2 separate regions of the Homo sapiens genome follow, and region 1 is linked to region 2. A link is an interaction called in ENCODE POLR2A ChIA-PET data of the cell type or tissue named here. Cell type or tissue: Panc1. All regions are shown on one strand.

The links. Peaks named below come from ENCODE experiments on the same cell type or tissue, not always from the same donor. Only the 100,000 strongest peaks of a DNase experiment are listed, where the experiment ranks them.
Region 1: POLR2A ChIA-PET joins it to region 2 with 15 read pairs; 2 of 35 experiments call an interaction of 5 or more read pairs at or near these places.

Annotation. Positions count from the first base shown.
Region 1 is chr1:211,726,875-211,730,874 of GRCh38, reverse strand. No RefSeq gene overlaps it. Among named protein-coding and RNA genes, the nearest start is that of NEK2-DT, 53 kb to the right of the region's middle. In Panc1, no CTCF peak of the experiment used is centred here; no DNase peak of the experiment used is centred here; H3K27ac peaks cover 1,315 bases.
Region 2 is chr1:212,161,089-212,165,088 of GRCh38, reverse strand. No RefSeq gene overlaps it. Among named protein-coding and RNA genes, the nearest start is that of MIR3122, 85 kb to the right of the region's middle. RefSeq lists an enhancer at 3,747-3,856. In Panc1, no CTCF peak of the experiment used is centred here; no DNase peak of the experiment used is centred here.

The DNA of each region.
Region 1 (4,000 bases), 430 kb after region 2:
TCTCTCTGTCGCCCAGGCTGGAGTACAGTGGCACTATCATAGCCTACTGCAGCCTCAACCTCCTGGGCTCCAGTGATCCTCCTGCCTCAGCCTCCCAAGTAGCTGGGACTATAGGTGTGAACCACAGTGCCCAGCCCTCACCCAAGTTTTACACACGTACATACACCTTGTATGTATGTTATGTGCAAGGAAGACAGACACTGAGGGCAGGAAAGAGCTGCTATCTTGCCTGTCCAGCTCTCCTCTCTCTTCTTCTGGCAGATCAGCTTTGGCCTTTTCCAATCACGTGGCTCCATGGCGGCCACCATGCTCTAGTAGGGCCCTCTTCCTGGCACAGGGGCTCCCTGGGGCCCAACCCTTGACACCTTTGACTGCATTCAACTTGTCCAGAGATGGGTGTGTGATTCAAGTTGAGGAAAACAGAGCCAATTGGCAATTTAGACATCAGGGCCTGACAGTGTGAGTCTCAGTTCCATCCTAATGGCAAAGCTGGGAGATCAAGCTGCTGGTGGCCACGAGGACAAGGCCTTCAGAGAGAAGAGCAGACACAGGGCTTGCAGAGGGAGGCCTGATGGACCTGGGGATCTTAGTTGCAGCTGTCCCTAAGGCCCTTCCCATGCCTTGGTTACTTGAGCCAACGTATTTCCCCTTTTCCCTCTTTTGCTTAAACAGGTTCACATTTGTCTTCTGTCACTGGCAACCACAGCAGTCTGAATTATCATCGCATTGCAAAAATAAATGTTAGCTCATGTTGGTAATGAAGAGATCAGTAAAAAAAAGAAATCAAGCCGGGCAATGTTAGAAATCAAGCTGAGCATGGTGGCACACACCTGTAGTCCCAGCTACTCAAGAGGCTGAGGCAGGAGGATTGCTTGAGCCCAGTAGGTCAGGGTTGCAGTGAGCTATGGTTGTGCCACTGCACTCCAGCCTGGGTGACAGAGCAAGAGACCCTATCTAAAAAAAAAATAAAAAATAAAGAAATCATGTTTTGTTTTCCATTTAATATTTGAGAATAAAGTATTTAAGTAAACCAGTGTGTTTTAATCAGGGGGTTAACAAAAAAGTATTGATGGAGCTCTCATTCAATATAAAAGAGCAAAGGTGACATATTCAAATAGTCTCTTTTTTTAATGGCTTCATCTTGTAGAAGACCAACTTCTAAAATTTTCCCCAATGACCCCCCATATCTCAATACTAATATCCTTGTGTAATTCCCTTCCCTTGAGTGTGAGTTGAATCTGGTAACTTGCTTCTGACAAGTAGAATATAGCAAAGTTGATGAAATATCACATCTGTGATTAGGTCACAAGAGGTTGTAATGCAGGCTCTCTCTCTTGCTGGCTTTGATGAAGTGAGCTGCCATGTTAGAGAGGCCCACATGGCCAGGAACTGAGGGTGGCCTCCGCCAACAGCCGACCAGGAACTGAAGCCCTTGGTCCAGCAGCCTGTAAGAAACTGAATCCTGCCACCAACTGCTTAGAAGCGGATCAGTGCCCAGTTGAACCTTGACTGCAGCTGGGTAAGTCTCCCAGCGAAGCCATGCCCGGATTCCCAACACACAGAAACTGGGAGATCATACACGCGTGTGGTTTGAAACCACTAAATGTTGGGGTAATCTGTTACAAAGCAATAGATACTGAATTCAACTCTGATAATAAAAGTCCCATTACATAAAAAGCAGACAGAATTTTTTTAAAATCAACAGAATAAACAAATAGAAGTGAAGTCAAGGTGCTGTTCTGTGTACTCAAAGTACTTAAGTATGTAAATAACTTGCTTTTAAATAACTGAAATATATTCGGCATTATTCCTATCATTTATTTCCGTATGGTTACCTCTGAAAAAGGAGTGGAATGTGTTAGGTGCATTTGTGCTGAGCCCATGGATGTTTTCAGTCCCATGAGCTGCAAAGAGATGCTTTTGAGAATATCTTTTCTATGGCACGATATTCAGTTCAGAGGATTCAACTTAGAAACGTTTTCTTACAAAAATACTTAAAGGACTTTACATCAATACCTGTAACATGGACAACAAGGATAGAGTGAGTGACTATGAGTGTGTGTGTGTGTGTGTGTGTGTGCGCGCGCACGCCTGTGCATAGCTTAAGGAGTGTTTTTTATACAGCTATGTTAGGAATACAAAACGTGTATTCCTACTATAAGGGCTACTGTAATATGAAAATTAAAACCACCAAGGGCTATTGTAATATGAAAATTAAAACTCAAACTCACCACACAATTCAGAAAAACTACATGACTATTCACATTTTCAAATTAAAACAGGTAAATAAAGCATTGCATGTACTCACACACATACATCCACACACACTGCAGATTTCAGTTCTATATCATGCATAGTCGGACAAGGTAGAGAGTTACATAGGGGAGAGAGAAGGATAGAGAAAAAGAACATGAGCCTGGCCCAGTGGCTCACACCTGTAAGCCAGCACTTTGGGAGGCTGAGGCAGGGGGATCGCTTGAGGTTAGGAGTTCGAGACCACCCTGGCCAACATGGTGAAACTCCGTTTCTACTAAAAATACAAAAATTAGCTGGGTGTGGTGGCACATGCCTGTAATCCCAGCTACTTGGGAGGCTGAGGCAGGAGAATCACTTGAATCCAGGAGGTGGAGGTTGCAGTGAGCCGAGATCATGCCACTGCACTCCAGCCTGGCTGACAGAACAAGACTCCATCTCAAAAAAAAAAAAAAAAAAAAAAAGAACATGAGCATTGGAAGCTTGGAAGTTGATGAGGAAAAACCTTTGTTTCAGAGTGGTTCACTAAGGCCTTAGAACTTTTTTCTTTCTTATTTTTTTTTTTAAAGCTATAGGGTGCTTTCATTTGCCAATCTTATTAAAGGGCTGGGGTTGGTTTATTCGTGTATGCAATATCTATAGTGCACTGGGTGCTATCCCTGCAGCTGGGCTGAGCAGTGAAAACAGAGCATCCTTAGAGCATATGCACACACAGCACACGGTGCAGAGCCAGACGGTAAATGGTTATGAGGCAGGGTGATAACTGCTAGGAGAGGGATATGGACTACTGTGTTAGTCTGTTTGCATTGCTAAAAAGAAATACCTGAGACTGGGTAATTTATAAAGAAAAGAGTTTATTTTGGCTCATGGTTCTGAAGGCTGTACAGGAAGTGTGGCGCCAGCATCTACTTCTGGTGAGGACTCAGGGAGCCTACAATCATGGCAGAAGGCGAAGCGGGAGCAGGCACATCGCATGGTGACAGAGGGCAAGAGAGAGAAGGGAGAAGGTGCCAGTCTCTTTAAACAACCAGCTCTCTTGTGAACTAATAGAATGAGACTCATTACTGCGAGGTGGGCACTAAGACATTCATGAGGGATCCACCCCCATGACCCTAACACCTCCCACCAGACCCCACCTCCAACACTGGAGATTACATTTCAACATGAGATTTGGAAGGGACAAACATCCAACCGTATTAGCTACCAAAGCAGAGAGAACCAGTCTGCCCCAGGCTAGGTTGGGGAACAGGAAATTCCCTGAAAGAGCAGATGCCTTGGTACAAGTTAGGGGGGCCCACCATAGTAGTCCTGGCAAGAACAGGCAGAGGCCTGAACAGACACAGGCAGCGTCACAGAATAGAAAGGAATGGCTCCTTGAGAGGGGCCCCAAAAAGGACTTGGCAGAGGGAAATTGCCCCAAGATTCCCCCAGTTTCTAGTTCATGACGTTGCAGGGATGGAGGATACCATTAACTGAAGGAAGAAAGCAAGAGAATAGATCTATGGGCAAAAGGATTTTTCCACAAATAATATAACCTGATCATACAAATATCTGATATAACATTTTTGAAAGATTCTCTATAGCTTTCAGGATAACATTCACACTCTATTGTTTAGCATGTATGGCCCTCCACATTCATTCTTCTCTAGGTTTATTTCTTGTCACTCACCCAAGTTCATCCTTAGTTCCAGCAACACAAAACTACTAGTAATTCTCAGCCACGTTCCCTGGCTGTTGAATGGTTTTG
Region 2 (4,000 bases):
ATACTGTAAGAAGAAGGATCAAGGATGCAGATAATAACTAGAACAAGAGTGTTCTAGACAGGTAAACACATACAAGATCCTGAGGTGGGTGTGTTCCTGGTATGACAGAAGAACAATGAGTAGGCCAGTGTGGTAGAGCTAAGTGAGCGAAAAGGAGGTGAGGTCAGACAGCTAATGGGGTAATAGATTAAACAGGACCTTGAAGGCCATTGTAAGAACTCTGGATTATACTCTGAATGAAATGGGAATCCATTTTTTATGGTTTTGATCCAATAAATGACATAATCTAATTTGCATTTTTAATCTTTATTGCAATACAATTTTTTTGAGACAGGGTCTTGCTCTGTTGCCCAGGCTGGAGTGCAGTGGCACAATCATATCTCACTGCAGCCTTGACCTCCTAGGCTCAAGCAATTCTCCCACCTCAGCCCCCTAAGTAGCTGGGACTATAGGCACACACCACCACGTCTGGCTAATTTTTTATTTTTTTATTTTTTGTAGAGACAGGGTCTTACTATATTGCCCAGGCTGGCCTCAGACTCCTGGGCTCAAGCGATCTTTCCACCTTGGCTTTCCAAAGTGCTGGGATTATAGGCATGAGCTACCATGGCTGGCCTTGCAATATAATTTGTATATAATAAAATTTGTCAATTTTAAGAGTACCATTTGATGAGTTTTCACAAATGTATGGAGTCATGTAACCACCACCACAATAGCCATATAGTACATTTCCATCACCCTACTCTGGATCCTGTGCTGAGAAAGACTGAAAGATGGAAGCAGAGAGATGAGTTGAAAACGTTACTGTGGTAATCTCGGTGAGAGAGAACCATGGCCTTAGACCAGGTGGCAGCAGTGCAGGTGATGAGAAGTGGTCATAATCTGAATATATTTTGAAAGTAGGAACAACAGGTTTTTCTGAAAGACTGGCTATAAGGTGTAAAATAAGTCGCAAATGACTCCAAGGTTTTTGTCCCAGCATATTGAAAGGATAGAGTTGCCATTAATTGAAACAGGCAAGACTGTGGGAGGAGCAAGTTTGGTGGGAGGAGCAAGTTTGGTGGCAGAAGACGAGTTTGGGGTATTTTCAGTTTAAAATGTCTAACAGATATTCAAGTGTAGGTAGTTTGAAATACAAATAAAATGTCCAACTGATTGGAACAATCTAAGCAGGGGAGAGGTGTGAGTTAGAGAGAGATTTGAGAGATAAACTATTTCAGAAATAAACTATAATGTATCCATCAGGAAAGGATAGCACTCTCAGGGTGTTTGGTGGTGGATACAGACTATTTCAACAAGGGAGCTAATTAGCAGACACTGTCCAGAAGAGAGGCTTCCTGGACTCTCAGTGACTGAAACATTCAGAAATATTCCTAGACTATATATTGGTAAGTTATTATGTCCTCGGAGATTTGTAGGAATATCCCTCAGAACACAAGAAGTTCTGATTCTTGAATAGGCCTTTTCCAAGTTGATTGTTCCACATTTTACACAAGCCCCTTGTGGAAAAGGTGCCCAGTTTATGGTGATAATGATTACAGAGTCGTAGAGTTAGAGCTTGGAAGATATCTTAAAGGTTCTCTTGGTCCAACCTCACACCTATGGCATGGCTGATAGATAATTAGAGTCACATCCAATGGAAATGATCTCACATCTCCCAGGCAGACTCTTCTCCTGATGGTCAACTCCATTAGAAAGTTCTTTCATGTCGGGCATAGTGGCTCATGCCTGTAATCCCAGCACTTTGGGAGGCTGAGGCGGGTGAATCACCCAAGGCTAGGAGTTCAAGACCAGCCTGGCCAACATGGTGAAACCCTGTAAAAAATACAAAAATTAGCTGGGTGTCGTGGAGCACGCCTGTAATCCCAGCTACTTGGGAGGCTGAGGCAGGAGAATTGCTTGAACCTGGAAGGATGAGGTTGCAGTGAGCTGAGATTGTGCCACTGCACTCCAGCCTGGGTAAAAGAGGGCAACTCTGTCTCAAAAAAAAAAAAAAAAAAAAGTTCTTTCTTGCGTGAAGCACACATATGCCTCACTGTCGTTACATTTTTTTCTGCGTCTCAGAGACCCCGATGAATGCCTTACTACATTTAGCAAATGAGACTCAAAGTGCAAGAGCTTCAATGTGACCATAAGTTTCACCTTCACGGGGCCTGTCAAATGGTTTAGGTTTCAAAACTTAAGCCCTTGGCCTTCACTAAAACTTCCCAGTATCTTCTGTCAAGAGGCTTCCTGGACTTTTGAAGAGAAAGTAAACTAAATGGGTGTTTGTTTCTCATCAGTGAAAGCAACGTGCTTGCAGAGGCCAGCTGGTCTATTTTTGTCTGTGGGTGGTGGATGGTTGCCAGGATTGAGCAGAGGTGTTTTCCTGTGGTAAAGACCAGAGATGGGGGTTGGTGGAGATGGTTCTTGATGCAGGAGAAGGAAGATTCGTGAACAGGATTCAGAACCTGGGAGCCTGTTGAGGAGGTCCTAGGGCTACCTTCAAGCTCAGACCCCTCATTCGCCGCCTCACTTGCATCCTTTTTCAATGTGTGCTCAGGGACTGCTAAGAGACTCATTCCTCCCCTAACAGGCAATAGCTATGAGGCTTTTAGTTGGGCCAGGTCTTGCAGGACACTCATCCTTCTGTATGATGGTCTCATTGCTGGTATCCTGGGTCCAAGTGTCCCCTACTCATCCTCACTAACAGGGCTCTGGCACTGCTTGTTTAGATGCAAATGTCTGGGGTGGGAGGACGTAACCACCTATAGTGGCACAAAATGCCCAGGAGTCAAGTTAATCCTAAGGATTTGGGGACTAACTCAGATGCAAAGCCTGAGAAACACCTGTCCACAGGCCCAAAGAATGTCTAGGGTTTTAGAGCCATGGATTTGAGACCCAGTAGAGCTGGGACTAAATGAAAGCAGTTTGGGAATAAGCCAATGTAGGGTCCTGGGTTATTTTAGCATCTGCACTTTCTTTAAGGGCCCACGTGTATGTGGGATATTCACAAGTGTGAATTCAGGGTGGTTTTTTTTTTAAATTGGGATTTTTAAATATAGATTTTAAAAATATAGATAAAAATATGGATTTCTGGGCCTTGTCCTTAGAAATTCTGATTCAGTGAGTCTGAGGGGGACTCAGAAAGCTGTCTTTTGAAAACTTTCCCAGTTTACTCCGATGTGTGTTTGGGAATCATCAGCTTAACGAATTAGAGGTGGGGCAGACACTTGTCTGTCAACATCCAAATTTCCTGTCCTCAGCCTTGGTGGTGCGCTTGCCTTCATATTTCTTTTGCCTACCTGGATGACTCCTGCGACTTGATTACCTCCCTGCCCAGTCTTAGCAAAAGTGAGCTAATGTGTAAAGAGTGCTTAGCATAGGGCCGGTACTTAGTAATCACTCAATAAAAGGAGGTTGTTATTCTTATTATCTGTGGTTAAAATGATATGACATGCCTGAGCTGTATGACTCATTGGACCAGGCAGTAATATCCCTTGAACACAGTGGAATTAGGTCAACCTCCTACCACCACTAATCCTGGCATCTCTCCTCCCCCAGTGAGCTTCCTATTTGGCCCTGTTGGGTTCTCACTTGGTGCCAGTCTGACTTTCTTGGGTTTGCTTTCTATTCTTTTGGCAGGACCCAGAGCAGGTACAATTCCCTTTGTGTTTGTTTAGAAACTGCTCTTCAGTGGTTGAGAGGAGTTGGGCCTCCCAGTCACAGTGTTTTGGTGGTTTGTTTCCATTTCTCCTTTGTGGTTGTGTTTATGACTGTGGTACAACTACTTGGAACTGAAATGTAGTTTCTTTGGAGACAGGGGTATTCTGTAGACACGGTGAAATTCCTTGGACTTGGAGGGTCTCCAGAATGCAATACAATATCTCTAACTGGCTCTAGAACTACCCAGAGTGAATAGGATTCTATTGTTACAGCTAGAACTAGGGTGAATGAATGCAGGATTCTTCATTTATTCAGCCAATGTGTGTGAGCACTTCTAATGTGCCAGGCACTACTA